Regions from separate parts of the Homo sapiens genome. Here region 1 is linked to region 2. Evidence: chromatin loops called from intact Hi-C (ENCODE). Cell type or tissue: endothelial cell of umbilical vein. All regions are shown on one strand. Links, peaks and the distances in the headings refer to the core of each region. The heading gives the core; the rest is flanking DNA. Region 1 has its middle 170 kb from the start of LINC03017. Region 2 has its middle 110 kb from the start of LINC03017.

Region 1 (9,406 bases), core at 364-8,363, 63 kb after region 2:
CAACATGGCTACAAGGAACTAACTATAATAAATTCCATTTATGAGTTAATTCATACTATGTAATTAATTCTTGTTCTGAATCATCTTGGTTCAATAGTTTGTTTTTATAAAAGCTGTCTGCTTCTAGATAAAAAGGAGCCTTGAAATTCTGACTCAGTCCACTGGCGTAATGTGAAAGTCATCTAAGTGTTGCAAGCTCAGAAACCTGTACCCACGGAGACCCACTGAAGCTTATACCTAAACACATACTTTTATAGTACCAAAGTTTAAATCACCTACTATAGTCCCTTCCCATGAGGATCTGACACTGTCATTTTTTTTTTTTTTTGTGAGAGACACAAACTGTTGTGTAGCATATATACAGAACTTTCAGGCAAGTATCAGAGTTAAATTAAAACCATCTGTAGATAACAAGAATTTAATGACTATACTAATTTATTACTGTTAATTTTAAAATATGGAATGCCTGATGAGCGATCATAATAAGAATAATGCAATCAACAAGAAAATTTGTTTTCTTCTGTGGCATGCACAACAAAGATACTAAAGCCATTCCAAAAAAAATTAGACAAAGTGTCTCTAAGAATAATGATCAAGTATATTTTCAAAGACCTCATTGAATTTTATATCTGATGTATTAAAATTGATGAGTATAACTTTGATGGAAAAACTATATATTGAGATATGAAATATTCTGAAACATAACTTTTAAATATATCAAGAGTATCAGAGAGAGACTCAGTAAGGCTAGAGTAGGCCTAGCTACCTGTATTTTTATAAAACTTCATGGGTAAGTCTGATGCACATCCCCAGTGACCTAGAAGGTGCAAAATTCAAATGGAAGAAGTTGAGTTGTGGTTAGTAAATATTTTGTATAACTGACATTTTGATTGATAACACTGTACTATTATTTCTAATATAATTTAACAAAGCACTGCCAGGACTCTAATAAATACAGGAAAACAACGGACTATCTTGGACTTAGTTTTGATCAGTGTGTTATCTGTGGATAAATACACATGATGGAGTGCATGGGCATTTAAATATCTCTAGAAAGTTCTCAAAAAACATACAATTTCAAAAGTATTCATAGTAACAATATTTTACCTATATACATTTGACCTAAAGCCAAAAATATTTATTAATAATATTTTACCTATGTAAACTTAACCTAAAGCAGGCTGACTGTCTTCATATTTGGGAACTCTTCCATGGAAACCCTTAAAATGATAATATATCAAACACCCTAATTATTTCAACTATGTCTCTTTCTATAATATGAAAGAATAAAATACTTTATGATTTTCCTGTTTTAAGCATGAAACATATATTTAAAATTTTATTTTACTTTTAAAAAATTTAGGATCCAATTTTGGAAGGCAAAATGAAGTTTTCAGAGTGTATTTAAACTCAATAAAGATAAAATATCAAGTGCCAGAAAAACAATGCTTGTTATGTATTTAAGTAAATGAAAATAAAATAGTTTAAAATAAACACATAAGTTATCAGGATTGTAAAGAAATTAGCTATTTTATAAATGAAGGAGGAATATTTGTTCTCTTAAAAAAAATGAATGTAATAAAATCAACAAAGACTGCATAAAATTGCCCTGGTAAACCACAGAACCTTTGCTATCTAGGGTTACATATGACATAAGGAAAAGCCTTTTATATTATAAGCAAACTCACTAATTACTAAACCAAAGGAAAAAAATCAAAATCAAGCAAATTTTTCTAAGATTTTAACCTATTTTATAGATTACTTTAAAACTCCTAATAAAAAGCTAAATAAAATTTACTAAATAAATCATTTAAAATAGATAATGTATTTATTATTTAATAGAAGAGACCTGGCCCTGACAAGCAGCATGCTGTTTCTTCTCCCAGAATTTATTTTTTACAATAATGTGAAAATTATATGTACCTCAGAGATGAAAGATTACATTCAAGAATTAAATATGGTCAGCTCTGAAAATTGTTGGATGAATGGGTAATTATTGCTATAATTAACAATGTGATTCAATAACATAACTATTTTGTATAGCTATAAATAGTTTTTATTTACTTATGTATTGATTTACTGAATAATAGATGGCTTTAAAAAGTCAATTCACTGAAGGAAAACAGATATAGTTTTACCTGTAAAGTTCCTATCTTCACAAAATCTGCCCAAGTTAAATCACAACTACTGAGCCATATCCTACATTCTTCAAATTGATGGGGCTGGGTGCAGAGGCTCATGCCTGCAATCCCAGCACTTTGGGAGTCTGAGGTGAAAGGATCACTTGAGGCCAGGAGTTGGAGACCAGCCTGGACAAGAAAGTGAGACTCAGTCTCTACAAAAAATAAGTAAAAAAGCCACTAATCATACCACTGTACTCCAGCCTGGGAAACAGAGCAACACTCTGTCTATTAAAAAAATAAACAAACAAACAAACAAAACTAAAATTAATGGCATAGGAACGACATGGAAGATTATATTACCTCATTTTCATTAGTCATTGTGTAACTTTTTTTTAGAATGTTCAAATTTATTCATTTATATTGACAGATAAAATTGTACTCATTTTGTAGAGCATAATGTTCTGAAGTATATATGCATTGTGGAATAGCTAAATCTAGCTAATTAACATATGCATTACCTTACATAATTATCATTTTGTGGTGAGGACACTTAGTATCCACTGTCTTATTATTTTTCAAGAATACAGTATATCATTGGGTACCTTCTTTGTAGTACAACATAATACTTTTCTGATTTTAAAATACCAAGAGGATGTTAGTTTGCAGTCCTTGTTTTCTTATTTCTTTCATTTTCTAAGGTGATTGAAGTAAAAGATAAAGGGATTATCTTCTAAACAGAATCAATTCACCCATTTATTTGGAAGATAGAATATAAAAATGCAATAACTGTTCAATCAGTGTAAGCCTTAAAAAAAAAACCTCAGAATTTTAAAAGACCTTGAGATTACTGGATTTATTGACTTTCAATTATACCTGGAGGATGAGCAAATAGACGATCATCAACCATTACTTTCCAATATGTTAATAAGCACAATTATTGATTTTTGAAACATGTTTTCATCACAGTGTAGAGGTGTAGAGCACCATACATTTTTCCAGCTTTGTTAAAGTATGACTGACAAGTCAAAATTGTAAATATTTAAGGTATACAATGTGATGTTTTGATATAAGTGTACATTGCGAAATGAATACCACAATCAAGCTAATTAACATATCCATCACCTCACATAGTTACTTTTTAATTTTTTAGCTGAGAACATTTTAGACCTACTCTCTCGGCAAATCCCCAAGTAAAAAATACACTACTATTAGCTATAGTCACCATGCTATACATTACATCTCCAGAATTTATTCATACTGCATAATTGAAACTTTATATGCTTTGACCAACATCATGCATTTTTGATTATATGATTCATAACTAAAACTGGATATTTTGGAAACTATGTCTTTCTTGAAACATGACTCTGAACAAAGCCTTAAATTGAAAGCAATTGTGTCTTTGATGTTTATGAATTCACACCTTTTTTATTCAATAATTTGTTCATCACTGTTTTTTAAATTTTGTATTTCATAAACAATAATTTTCATAGAGGGTCTGTGACTCAGGTTGTCTGAATCACAGTGCAGCTGTGTGAGGACAGAGACATAAGCACTATTGTCAGATTATATAGGAAACATATTGAACTCTAGTGTGATTATCCAAAAATTTAGACAGAAACCACTGAACAAGAAACACTTTGAATTTTGATTAAAATTTATATCCAGGAATGTTTATGATTTTGTGTCAGTCTATCTTTACAGTGTAAGGAAATATTAGAATTGTTTAATGAAATAAGAAATAAGAAAATGTAATTACCATAAACAAAAACATAAAGCAGACAGCACAGTGCCCGGCCAAAAGCGAGTGTTTAAGGATTGATAGAGGTATTATTGTTATCCCCTTCAATTAATGTCCTAAAAATGCCTGAGTAGTTGAATCCTATGTAGACCAAGGAAGAAGACGGGAAACGTATACCATGGCAACAGTTCTGTGTTGAATTTGGATGCCTCTTCACACTTGAAATGCTTGGTGGAAAGTATGACTCATGACACGCTAATTTGTATGGCTCATAAAGCAGATTATACCCCCCCAAAATAAAAACTTCCTTTTAACTAATATGTGATGAAATATGTTCAAGAAATTTGAAAAAAAAAAAGCCATATTAATTAAATCTAAAGGTAGGATTTTGTAATGTATGAACCAAAAAGTAAAAACTGTGAGGCAGAGAAATGTACCTTTCATTAATGTTTTAGTCAAGGTTCTTTAGAAAGACAGAAACAATAATATACATACATGTAGGGAGAGAAAAATAAATATATGAGAAGGAAATTCTTAAGGGAACTAGTTCACTTGATTACGGAGATTAAGTCTCGTAACACGTCATTTACAGCTGAGAACCAGGGAAGCCAGTAGCATGACTCAGACCAAGTCCTCAAGTCCTAGGGCATGGAGGCTGCTGGTCAAAGTCCCAGAGTCCAAAAGCCAAACAATCTGGAAATCTGATATCCGAGGGCAGAAGAAATGGGTCCCAGCTTCAAAAGAAACAGAGCAATAACTCACCCTTCATTTGCCCTTTTGTTCATCCAGACTTGATTGCTTAGTGCCTGCCCAGACTGAGGGTGGATCCTACTCAGCCAGGCTTAAGTGCCAGTTTCCTCCAGAAACACCCTCATAGACATACTTGGGGCAACCTAATTATTTTAATCAAATGCCAAGTCACCTGGGTTTCCTTTTCAACAGAGAGGCACAGGTTCAGTGCCTACTGAGGCATGGAGAATAATTAATGCAATTATTGAGAATAAATAATGCTTCACCAGCTACCTGCTTATCCCTTAATTCAGTCAAATTGACACCCAAAATTAACCATTACAATGAACAAATATTAATAATGGTTTACATGTCTAAGTATCTACCACTTAGTAACATTATGCTGTGCTAAGGTCTTCAAACATCCAAATGTAGGTAGATTTGAAAAAAACAAAAATTAATAATTATTTAATAGAATATAAATATACTGTAGACTAATAAAATGTAAATTTTTGACTCTTTATACAATTGTATAAAGTGCTTAATAGCAATTATGTGTTTTCATTCCTCCAAATTATAATGATTTTTATCCCCTCTTAGAGAAATATCAACATTTACCCTCAATCTTGTTGATATACTTTTCTATATTCCAAATGTTATTGCTGCAATATTATCATATATAACTTTAATGATTACTGAAGTGGATAATTAAGATAAAAAAATACAATTAATTTCCCATATGTGTGATAATTATTTATGGCTAAATATTGTTGGTTCATTTGAAATGTTATCAATCTAGGCAGAGGGAACTAAGGATTTCCTCTAATAGGTTCTACTAATTTCCACAAAATATTTTCACCACATTCAAAGCAATTCTGGAAGGAGGAAGCAGTCCTGTTCACTGATGATAAATAACTCAAGTAATTATCAAATGATTGTGTGGCAAGCCCAAACTATATTTTGCAAAGTATTTAGTTTCCTCTTTTATGCATATATTTATAGCTATAAATACTTTAAAGAGAGTTTATCCATATGTTTCTGATTCATTTACATTTAACTCATCAAAATGTTGTTTTAAAGAGCATACAAAATTAAGTAGATTTTTAAGTCTACATTTATTTTTGAGAACTCGGAAGACAGAGTTTGCTAGCTATAAATTAATTCAAGAAAATATAAATATTTTAGGCTTGGCATAAGACATTTTCTCTTCTTGGAATTTCCAATAATTAGATAAATTATTTTTCCTTTTGTTCTTGAAAGCTAACCCACTGAATTCTTTCAGAAGGCTGAAATTAGACTGCGCTTCATAAGAAATCTCAAACCTGGAAGGATTTAGGCTGATCCCAAAGTAGGTATAATTAAGAAATAAAGGTATTAATTTCCATGGTGGATTTAAGAGTATACTACCTTCATTATTATTATTTTTAGTTTTAAACCTCTTCTTTATTTACATAGAAAATAACAAGTACAATAAAAACACAGTTATGTGTTCTTAAGACTTGGCTAATTTGTAAATTTTCTTCTCCATGTTTTAATTCTTAGAAGGAGGTTAGCTCCTACTCTATTTGCTGTTACAATTTTATACAAGAATATATGGACCCCACTTAAGAACTTTATTATAAACTTTCTTTCTTATTGAAATGATAAATTTTGTGCTCTAAGTATATTGTAATTTTCTGAGGAACAAAATATGGAAATTAGATCTGAAATGCCTATGAAATTGGAATTATTAGAAAGAGAATTATCTACAAATAATTCAAATTTTTTCACTTGCCTTTCTTGGTAAATGAATATAAAATGCATTAATATTGTTAGGTTTCCTTTTGAGTTTAAATATTAAATATACAATTATAAAGACAGTGTTCAGCAGTGTAACTATTATCATTATGGCTTTTCAAATTTTTAGTGGTATCAGTATTATTTGATTACCAATTAAAATTATTCTATAGCACTTAAAGAAAAAAAATTCTGAAGAAGCTTATATATGGAATATATAAGGTTAAAAACATACCAGTTACTGAGTACAGGTAATAAGTATCATCAATGGCATTGTCATCAATCATAATTATTCATTACATTTTTGATTGGCTTTAATATTTAATATGAATTTTATCATAGTTTATTCCATTGCTATCATATTTATTAGTTATTATTACATAGAATGTTTAATAAAGAACAGCAGTCATGAAATTCATTTTCAATTGGTAGAAGAAAATACATTTGTTATCTATCTGTATTGAGTTAGAATTTAGATAATATATCATTAATGTTGTCAAATTCATTGGGATTCTGGTTTCGTCTGTGTTAGTTTCCTTGGCCTGGCTTAACGAATTACCACAAACACAATGTCTTAAACAACAGAAAGGTATTATCTGTCCAAAAGTCTGAAATCATGTTGTCAGCAGGGCCATGCTCCCTCCAGAGGCATTAGAGGAGAATCCTTCCCTGCCTCTTCCAGCTTCTAGTGTCTCCAAGTGCTCCTTGGCTTGGCTTTTCATGACTCGGATCTCTGCCTTGGTCTTAGCATAGCCTTCTTCCCCGTGTGTCCTCCTTTTCTGTCTGTCTAATCTCCCTCTGCTTCATTCTCATAAGAATAGCTGTCATTGGTTTTAGGGAACACCCAGGTAATCCAGTATGATTTAATTTGATATCACTAAGTTAATTGTATCTGTAAAGACCCCCCCACCCCCGACCCCAGTAAGGTCTTCACAGACTCTAGGAGTGAGGTCATGAACATATCTTTTCAAGGAGACACTATTCAACTCACTACCTGTCAGTAGATGAATACAATAGATTAACACTTCTCTGGCTAGCGCAGAAATCAAAGAGATGAAATGCAACACTAGCCTGGCTTTTAGGCAACCGCTGCCACTGTGTAAATCAGGATCCAATTAAGACAGAGAAACCTCACTGTAACTTGAATGGGAAAAAGCTAATATACTGAATTAGTTATTATAACAGGATATATGAATAATGAAGAGATTAGTAAGAGTTAAAGACAACTCTAATGAATACTGGAATAGCAGCTGTAAAGGAGAAGGCATTACTTTTGTATTTAAGGCAGGGCAAAAGAGAACCCTGCCCTGTCAGGGCTGAGATCTGAACTTTGTTATAGAGGGCATTGCTGTGATCACTAAAGGACAGAGAAATTGCTGTGGTACCAGGCATACTGGCAGAACTTGTTAGAGAGCTGCCTTTTAGCATGCCAGAAAAAGCCATTCATAAGTAAGTGCTATACTGGGGAGGCTCCAGTACGAAGCTACTGACTACTAGAGGGGTTTCAGACACCATGTTCTGTAGGAGCTGAGTACTGGGGAAGCCATCTGCACTACAGGAGCTGGTTGCTGGGAACTTGTATGCAAGAACTATCCAATGAAACAACCCAGAACCAGGAAGAAAAACTCGTTCCTCCTGCCATTTCTCTTAAGCATCCTCTACTGACAAAGCATAGCAGAGCATAGCTGGTGAAAAAAAAAAAAAAACAAGTTTAAATGGATTACCTGTGTTTTCATAGAGCAAGCAATGAAGGGTGGGTTTAGATCTGAGAGGCAAAAGATTGATAAATGACAAATATTTGGAGAATAAAACTTGAATGAAACATGGTGTCTCATCCCTGTAATTCCAACATTTTGAGAGACCAAAGTGGGAGGATCACTTGGCGCCAGGAGTTTGAGACCAGCCTGGCCAATATGGTGAAACCCTGTTTCTATAAAAAACAAATTTAAAAATTACCCAAGCATGATGATTCACACCTGTAATCCCAGCTACCCAGGAGACTGAGGTGGCAGGATCACTTGAGCCCAGGAGTTCAAGTCTGTAGTGAGTCATGATCATGCCACTGCACTCCAGCCTGAGAGAGTGAGACCCTATCTCAAAAAAAAAAAAAAAAAAAAAAAAAAAATTAAAAACAGGAAACTTGAGAATATAATTGGGAAAACTAAATTTATGAAAGTCAATCATGTTTTATATATAGGTGAAGAAGAATTGATGGTGTGGATGGCATTTTCACAATCAAGTCCTCTTGGTGAGTTCATGAAAAATGTATGAAATTTTCTACATGTCTTTTTCTCATATAAGACATTCGGCTCATCATTTCTTATGAATTATTTCTCTTACATTTTCAATGTTTTATTTCAGACCTCCAACTACCTTTCTATATTTCTGCAATATAAATAAGTTTTTAAATTTATAGGCTTAAATTATAACCTACCTGGCCATTTTCCCTATGTCTTCTGATGCCAAAAGGATGAGGAAATATGAGAACTATTTTATAAAATGAAGTCAAAAAAGAAACTTCAAGTGCTCCTATTTCTCCACATCCTCTCCAGCACCTGTTGTTTCCTGACTTTTTAATGATTGCCATTCTGACTGGTGTGAGATGGTATCTCATTGTGGTTTTGATTTGCATTTCTCTGATGGCCAGTGATGATGAGCATTTTTTCATGTGTTTTTTGGCTGCATAAATGTCTTCTTTTGAGAAGTGTCTGTTCATGTCCTTTGCCCACTTTTTGATGGGGTTGTTTGTTTTTATCTTGTAAATTTGTTTGAGTTCATTGTAGATTCTGGATATTAGCCCTTTGTCAGATGAGTAGGTTGCGAAAATTTTCTCCCATTTTGTAGGTTGCCTGTTCACTCTGATGGTAGTTTCTTTTGCTGTGCAGAAGCTCTTTAGTTTAAGTAGATCCCATTTGTCAATTTTGTCTTTTGTTGCCATTGCTTTTGGTGTTTTAGACATGAAGTCCTTGCCCATGCCTATGTCCTGAATGGTAATGCCTAGGTTTTCTTCTAGGGTTTTTATGGTTTTAGGTCTAAC
Region 2 (9,406 bases), core at 377-8,376:
GTTGGTGTAAATACATGGATTTATGTCTGAGTTTTCTATTCTGTTCTATTGGTCCCTGTGTCTGTTTTTATAGCAATACCATGCCATTTTGGTTACTATAACCTTGTAATATATTTTGAGGTCAGTTAGTGTGATGGCTTCAGATTTGTTCTTTATGCCTAGGACTGCTTTGGCTATTTGGGCTCTTTTTGGATTTTATGTGAATTTTAAGATTATTTTTTCTATTTTTGTGAAAAATGACATTGATATTTTGATAGAGATTGTACTAAATCTATAGACTGCACTGAATGTATAGATTGCTTTGGGTAGTATGGTCATTGTAACTATGTTAATTCATCTGAGTCATAAACATGGAATGTTTTTCCATTTGTTTGTTTTCTCTTCAGTGTCTTTCATCAGAGTTTTGTATTATTATTATTATTTTTGGTAGAGGTATTTTACATCATTGGTTAAATTTATTCTTAGGTATTATTATTTTCAGTCCATATGCATCTTTTTAGGGGAGATGATTTTCTTGTAGGCAGCATATATTTGGGACTTTAAAAAAATCCACCAGCTGGACTGTATCTTTTAAGTGGAAAATTTAATTTGTTTACATTTGAGATTATTACTGATATGTGAGGCTTATGCCTGTCATTTTGTTAACTGATTACTGATTTTTTTGTATATCCTTCGTTCCTATCTTTCTTATTGTTTACCATTGTGATTTGGTAATTTTTGGTAGAGATAACATTTGCATACTTTGTTTCTCATTTGTGTATTTGCTTTACCAGTGCATATTATATTTTTGTGTCTTTTTATAATGGTAGATATTGTTTTTTACACTTATAAATGTAGAATGTCCTTAAGAATTTTTTGGGGGCTAGTCTAGGTGTGATGAATTCCCTCAGCTTTTGCTTGTCTGTGGGAGACTTAACTTCTCTTCCTTTATGAGCATAATATTTCTGGGTACAGCATCTCTGACTAACAATTTTTTTTCCTAGCACGTTAAATGTATCATTCAATTTTCTCCTGACCTCTAAGTTTTCTGCTGAGAAATCTGGTGTTAGTCTGACGGGGGTTGCCTTATAAGTGATTAGACACTTTTTTCTTGCTATTTTCAGAAATCTGTCCTTGTCTTTGATTTTGATAGCTTAACTATAATGTGCCATGAAGAAGATATTTTTGCATTATATCTGTTTAAGGATCATTGAGCTTCTTTTCTGTGGAAGTCTAAATCTTTTGCTAGACTTGAAAAGGTTTCAGCTATTATTTTGTTAAATAGGTTTTTTATCATTTCATTTTCTTATGACCTTCTTGGATGCCCTTTTTTTTTTAATGGAGCATCATTCTGTCACACAGGCTGGAGTACAGTGGTGTGATCTCGGTTCACAGCAACCTTTGCCTCCTGGGTTCAAGTGATTCTCCTGCCTCAGTCTCCTGAGTATCTGGGATAACAGGTGTGCACAACCATGCCCAAGCTAGTTTTGTATTTTGTGTAGTTTCACCACATTGGCCAGGCCGGTCTCAAACTCCTGACCTCAGGTGATCTGCCTGCCTTGGCCTCCCAAAGTGCTGGGATTACAAGCATGAGCCACCACACCTGGTCCCCCAAAATTTGCATACATGATTACTTTATGGTGTCCCATATGTCACAAAAGCTTTGTTCATTTTTTTTTTTTAATTTTTTTTTTGTCTGACTGTATTATTTCATATGACTTGCCTTCAACTTTGGAAATTCCTTCTTCTGCTTGATCTAGTCTATTGTTTAAACATTTGAATGTATTTTTTATTTATTCAATGAATTATTCAGTCTCAGAATTTTTGTTTGGTTCTTTTTTAATGATATCTATATCTTTGGTAAATTACTCACTCATATCCTGGATAGTTTTTTCTGGTTCCTTTGTATTGTTTTTCAGAGCTTTCTGAGCTTATTTAATATCTCTATTTTGAATTTTTTATCTGGGATTTATAATTTTTTTTTCATTGGAATCTATTGTTGGAGAATTATTGTCTTCCTTTGAAGGTGTCATATATTTTCTTGGTTTTTCATGTTTCTTATGTATTTACAATGATATGCTTCCATCTGATATAACAGTCACTTCTTCCAGTTTTTTGAATTTGCTTTCATTTAGTGGACTTTTTCCTGAAGGTGTACTTATGATGTTGTTTGGGTAGGCCACTTTAGCTTTGATTCTAGATGCATGTAGTAGTGTAGACTTCGTATGATTTCTTCAGTTGTAAACAGTGTCATTAGTGTCTGTGATTTCTTCAGTGGCTTAGGCTGCATTTGTTAGTGGATGCTACAGTACAGTTTTGATGGGGACATGCATGTCTGGTAAGCCAGTCCTCGGGCCGCAGTGGGGGCAACAGCAGGACAAGCATTTTTGTCCTTGGGCCCCAAAGTGGCATATGCTGGCACCATGGTTGGCATGTTCAGGAAGACAGATTCCTGGGCCTCCAGGTGGCTTTCTTGGGTGCCAGCAGTGGCAGCACTAGGCCATCCAGGTGGGTGGGCTCTTGGGTCCCTGGACTTCAGCATGACGTGGATGATGGAAGTAGCAGTGGCAAAACAATCCTCTGGCTCCCCAAGTGGTCTGCTTTGGTCTTGACAGTGGCTCAATCAGCTGGATGGGCCAATCCCCATGCCCACTCATGGAATGGGTGGGTGGGTGCCAGCTGTGATGATAGTGGCAGGTTAAGTGGGCCTATCTTCATGCCTCCAGAAGGAGAGCTCTGGTGCCAATGGTGGTGGATAAAGCAGGGGATCCCCAAGTCCTTGGATGACATGTTTGGCCACTAGGATGAAGTATGGAGCTGGGCCAAGCAGGCCTGTTCTCTGGTCCTTTAGTGGTGTGTGGGGGTGTTGGCTGTAGTAGGTAGGAACAGGGTGATCTCTAGGACCTCAGTAGAATACTCGAGTAGGGGTGAGGGGCAACAGCAGTGCACTGTGGCTCTGCTCCTGGGGGTAGGAAGGTCATTGCCAATGGCTCACATCTTGGGCCTGTTTGCAGCAGCCAGCAGTGCCTCCAGGCTGTATGTGTGTGTGGGATATCAGTGGGGCTCCAGGGCTGGGCTGGGCCCCCAGGACTGGATGCAGTCTGGTGAGGACTGGGCTCTCAAAATGGTACCTTGCTGTATCTGCTTAGGGCTTGAAGTATGTGAGACACGGTGTGACCCCCACATTCCTGGAGCAACACCACTGCATGGTTTCTAGATGGCTTTCTATGTTAGTCTCAGGACCTGAGAGGAACAAAGGGCTCTCTTGTGGCTAGAATTACAGGAGTTATATCTGTTTTCTTAAAGAACTTCTTTCATTTCATTTAGTTTGGAATCCACTCATATATATTCTTAAGATTATCTAACCATTCAGTTCTTCTATCACCTAGAAGCATTTATTTCCCTTATTCATAAAGTACAAGGAGACATTTTTGACAACTACTATGGCCTATGTCTTCAGCAATCATTTGATCTAGGAATCTAATAATACAGTTAAAAATAAAAAAAGGAAATGACACTTGTTTGACATGACTAGCTTCTAGTAAATTCATGCTGACTGCCAGCATTCTCAACATTCCTAAGCCTAACTGTGTCATGTGCTAAGAAACCAGTCAAAAATTCCTTGGTGAGCTATGTAGTTTTGAGCTTTACTCATTTCCTCTGTTTGAAAATTAAGATATTTACTTCTCTGCTTATTTCTCATTAATCATAAATTCTGAAAAATTATCAGGAGTGGTTTTACTAACATAATTACAATTACTTTTGGCCTAAAATATAATTTTCTGGGCCTAGAATAGTTGAGTGTTTTTAATTAAAGAGCTTATGATAACTACTTTTTACCCATTATAAAACATCTGAGCTTTTAAAATGCATTAAGATTAATGTAATGATATCTTACATTAGTAGGCATCAGGAAGCAAAGCAGACATTGTTCTCACCCTCACAAAACCCACAGTTCAGTAAGAGAAAAATATAAAAATATTCACATACACTATGTAAAATAAGAAATGTGAAATGTCTTAAGAAAGAACAATCAAATAGTGTTGAAAAGACAGGAGAATCTAACTGAATTTGGGATGCCACAGAAGGCTTATCATAGGGAGGTTTTAAAAATGGTAGCAATAAACTAGCAAGGTAGGCAGTAAAGATAAGAAGGCTAGCATTCTAAACAGAGGGAACAAACAGCATGTGCAGAGGAGCTTGAAAAAAAAATAAAAAAACAGGCTTACTTAAAGCCTTAGTGTTGTATATCCACAAATATTTCTCACTAATTGCCTTTTCTTACTTTTCATTTATAATAGAAAGGAAGTTTATTTCTTTTTCCTAATGTGCATCTAGACCTTAGAAAAAAGTCTCACATGGTGCACATGCATTAAATATTTGTTAACTGCCTCAATGAATAAAAGAATGCTATTCATCAGTCAAAATTATCACCCACTTTTAGTGCAGTTACCATATTTATTCTTATCTTGGTTTGTTGTTCAGTGTTCTTTATCACTTGGTACATTTCACCTTTTCTTCATAGTCAAAAATTTACTTTTATGTCTTAAGTCAAACTTTCATCCACAAATCCCTTTCTCATGCTCTACTCTGGTTTAGTCTTTCTTCTCTTGCACTCCTGTCACATCATAATATGTGCTATGTTATTAATATTTAGTATCTTACCATATGCAACCGTTATTGCTATTTACTTGAGTTTTGTTCATCTATGTACATATATTTGTTTTTAAATACAGCTACCTTCAAAGTGGTAAAGTTTATAGTCTCCCCTAAAATATTTCCAGGTTTATATCCTAACACTGTGATTCTTGAAGGCAATGAGTGCTACATATGTGTTTCAATCTTCTCTCATGTTTCAGTTAGCAATGTGCTCAATACATTAATATGTTCATGTATTTAAAAAAATTCTTTCTTGTTAACTTATTGAAACATTATTATTACCTGATATTTATGAAGGTTGTATTGAGAAATTGGATTCAAGATGAAATAAGAGCAGTGAGGATTAAAGGAGTCTATAGGTACTAGAAATCAAAGCACACAAATAATCAAATTCAAAGAAATCAGACATCAAGTAAGCTAGTGGGTTAGAGAGTAGATAAGAAATTAAAAGAACAAACGAGACATATCACTGTAAAATAAATGTTGCTTCTGATTCCACATCTGATGAGGCATGTTTGTTGGGGTCTAGTGAGTGGTTAGCAGTGGAGCAGGAAAATAGTATACCTTAATTTAGTACCTACTAAATGTCCCTTACTTCTCTTACTTTACATATTAAATGTCATTTAATTCTCACAAATCCAATGAAATATGTATTGTTATCCCCATTTTATAAATAAACGATTTTAAAGAATATTGGTATATTTGGTTGATATATGTAAATGTATATTCTCCAAAAGAAAAGTCTTAACTACAACTAACTTTTATTGGTATAAGTTTTCAACGTGGTTTATATTAAACAATACAATGTGGCAGGTGAAGTTTGCCGTTTTGTTGTTTTTGTTCTTACTATCTGGTAGTACATGTTGAAGTTTATTTATATTAAAAGTTGATTTGCTAAACATTAGGCATTTTATGTGTGCAATGCATTTTATGCATGTTGAGATATTAATAATAAGCTCTCTGCAATTATTAGAATATCATTAATTCAGCCAAATGCTGTGAGAAGATTTAAAAGTCTCTATTATTTATTTGTTCATTTTTGATAAAATTCTTGATCTTTATTTGGAGGAAGATCTTGGTAATACCTTGTAAAGTGCTCCTTTGACTGCCTTTTTTGTTTTGCTTGTTTTGTTTTGTTTTAATCTGAGTTTTGTTTTAATACCTTAATTTACTTAAGAATCTATCAACTTTACCAGCAGATCAAGAATGATCTGCAACATAGTATTTATTCTCTAAGTTTTTACTAAAGCATATAGCCCATATTTTGGATACCAAATTCTTATCAAAAGCATATTTGTAAGATAAAACATTTGTGGAAGTTTGCATAAAGAATATGCAGTCTATTCATAAGCCTAAGAAAAGTTTTCTTATGAGTTCTTTTCATTCCCATGTGTATATGTATGTATGTGTGTGTGCATAAAAGTGGAAGATTTCACATTAAAATTAAGGCTTCTCTGAAAAACAAAATCCGGCTGCCTGACAATCACATTTCTACAAGACAATGCCAAGATTAAGCTGAGAATGGCCCTCCAGTTTTCTACAGTTTTCTCCTATCCTCTTAGCCCATAAGACCCATTATCTAACCTGCCTGGCCTCTAACAGGCATGTGGGTTTACAATTTCTGAACTAAGACTTTGGAGAACTGTATGCTTAATCAACATTGTTTTCATCCCCTAAAGATTGATTTTATTAAACTATACTTGGGTGGTATACCTGTATTTTACACCAAGTATTGCTTGTGCAAAACAGTTATATATAATTCCACATGGAAAGATGCGAAAATTGATTATCAACTATCATCCACTGTGTCCTTTTCCCCCTACACGATAGGTTAAAACAAACAAACACAAAACAAAACAAAATAAGAACAAAACTATTCTTTTTGTGCAGTTGGCAGTAAATCATAGGGATTAAGGGGCCTGGCTCTAAAAGCAGACTGTCTGCACCTGAATCCCTGCTTTAACACTTACTACTCTGTAATTTTAGAAGTTATTGAAACTTTCTCTGCCTCAACTTCTTCATCAGAAAAAAATCTGAAGGTGAATAATTATAATAAGATAATTAAGGTAATTTTAAAGAGTAAGTAAATTAACACTTGTAAATAACAAACTAACAGTAAGTAAATCTACATCTGTAAATAAATTAATCAAGTGCCAGACACATGGTTAGGACTCAATAAATGTTAGTTATTATAACTTATATTACAAAAAGTTAACAAAGCTGAAAAGTAAGTCCAATCATAATCCATATATTATTTCAATCCTAAGTAGTATTGAAGACACTAAGGGATTTTTCTAGGGAAATGTATTTAGTTCAAATCTTTGTTCAAAATTAAAGATTGCATATTGTGTAAAATTTGCTAATTTTTGTTCAGTAGAAATTAAATTATTTCTGCCTGGTAGCACAGATAATATCAAAAGTTTAATATCCATAGGTTATTAAACAGTTTTGTCTCTAACACAAGAGACTTACAATATTAAATTATATTTAATCATATCAATTTCTATTTTTATGTGTGTGTGTATAAATATATATATATATATTTCTCAAATGACCTTTAGCTCATTGAGCTAATTTTAATATCTTACTAATATCCTCTTGTAATATAAGTTGAAAAAAATTCCCTAATACATATTCATTTTGTATTTGTGTTATATCACTATTTTACCTCTTTTAACGTTTACTTTAATGCCTATTATACTCCCTTCTTGGTTTTGTCTCCTAAGAAGCTCCATACCCAGTTTATGACAAGTATACAACTCTAATCCTGGCTTCAATATATGATTCTACCCTTAATAGCTAAGCCATTTTACCTATATCATCATAACACTATATAATTCTATCAATCACTTTAAATGAGTTTTAATGAGGCATACTGTACATTGCCCTAGAATCAATCCAATAAACAAAACAATTTACACTTTTTATAATCATTTCCTATCTGCATCACGTTTTATCATCTTCTCTTATGACTGTCTTGAAAATTGAAACCATATCTTGTTTTAATTTCTTATTTTCTTCTTATTAAACAAAACAATAAATATTTTAATAATCACAATATTTAAGAAACATTCACAGAATGTAATGGGAACAAGAGAATGCACACACTTAAAGTTGTGTTTAAGATACTACTAGGAAAATATCTCACAACCATGGAATCTTTCATTTCCCTAAGGAAGAGTTTTTCATGGAGAGATGCACCTTTTCACATAACAAATCAATTGAATAATATTTTACACAGATGTATCACATTTTCCAGTGAACAAATCAATACCACTGACTATTTTACAGCACTGGATCCTGAAACACAAAAATTTCCTGATACACCTTAACTCACCCAGCAGGCATACTGCAAATCTGAAAACATAATTCACTTTAAAATTAAAATGTTAAAAAATTGTCTATATTAAAACAATCAGATTGAATGCTTTTCAGCGAATACAGTCGGTAGTACCCATCTGCGGGGAATACTGAAGGAGATAACAGTGATGAAAACCTGACAACAACCTGACACATGAAAGGAAATTCCCACTATGATGGGAGAAGTGAAAGTCACATCTGTTATTAACATTAAACAGAAATAAAGCCACTCAATAAAAAGTGGTACAAGGAAATGCAAACAAAATTGCAATTTTGATTTTGCCTTTTTAAAATGCCAGAATTTTCTGTTAATAGAATAACTATTGAACAAATATGATATGTGTAAGACTATTAGCAATTTTACAGAGTTCTCAATAAGACAGCTGGTAATAGTCAACACTACCTTTATGTAACTATAAAAATAATCTTTATATTTGATGAGATATTTATATTAATTTTAGAATTATGAAGAGATTAGATGCTTAAGCAGTTCAAATTTTTATAATTAGCAGATCAGATTACTTTTTCATATTTTGTGGGTACCATCTGTTTATAAAGCAGTAGTTGCTCTACAGAATATACAGGCTATGCCGCTTTACTGCAGTTATAGTTTAGCCATTCAAACATACAGAACTCAGCTGGGAAAAGAAATTATCGCCCTTACTATCCACCCTTTTCTTTTGGAGATTCACTGTTAAATGTAAGTTCAACCTCGGGCATTTCGATGGCTCTAAAACATTTGCAATTTCTTGTGAATGGATTCCAACCATATACCAAAATATCTGTTTCTGAGCATATAGACCACATATATTTGACATTACCTATCAACCGGCATCTTCTCCAGAACAATTATTTACCTTTTGTATCTAAACTTTTGTATCTAAACTTTGATCCTGCACCATGTATGATGGTGTACATTAATGTGGACAGAACTATTCCTTTAGCTGTACTGAGGAGACATATGTTTTCACATCAAAAAATCTTGTGATTTCAGTTTGAGGGAAGATTGAGTGCCACTACCATTTATTTAAATGACTAATCATGCATGAAATTGTAGAGATTATGATTATGAGGATACAGTTCTAAAAACTGCATCATATGTTATTTAACAACACAGAGACTGTTAGTAAATGCTAATTAAATGATCAACTGAAAAAGTCACTAATTCTGTTCAGAAAATAAAAACCCTAGAATGTTTGAAGAAATGGATTTTCTCTTTTACTTTTGGCCATCATCATCCATATACTATAGCATGCTAATATATGCTAATATATGCATATGGATGTTCTTTATTCCCTGATTGAGCTGTGGCTTTTCTAAAATAGGATAAAAGTAAAAGATGGGGACCATGACTTTACTTTTTACTTCTCCAGCTGTTTAGAAGATAAGATGTCTTTTTTCATAGTGA

The links. A loop is a pair of places that touch in the nucleus more often than their neighbours do. Peaks named below come from ENCODE experiments on the same cell type or tissue, not always from the same donor. Only the 100,000 strongest peaks of a DNase experiment are listed, where the experiment ranks them.
Region 1: it touches region 2 in a loop (11-fold over the local background); 3 of 110 quality-filtered maps call a loop at or near these places.

Annotation. Positions count from the first base shown.
Region 1 is chr7:84,697,546-84,706,951 of GRCh38, forward strand. No RefSeq gene overlaps it. Among named protein-coding and RNA genes, the nearest start is that of LINC03017, 170 kb to the left of the region's middle. RefSeq lists an enhancer at 168-337. In endothelial cell of umbilical vein, for the core only: no CTCF peak of the experiment used is centred there; DNase peaks (open chromatin) are centred at 4,116 and 4,496; H3K27ac peaks cover 3,884 bases.
Region 2 is chr7:84,634,676-84,644,081 of GRCh38, forward strand. No RefSeq gene overlaps it. Among named protein-coding and RNA genes, the nearest start is that of LINC03017, 110 kb to the left of the region's middle. RefSeq lists enhancers at 2,248-3,023, 3,024-3,797. In endothelial cell of umbilical vein, for the core only: no CTCF peak of the experiment used is centred there; a DNase peak (open chromatin) is centred at 3,546; H3K27ac peaks cover 3,713 bases.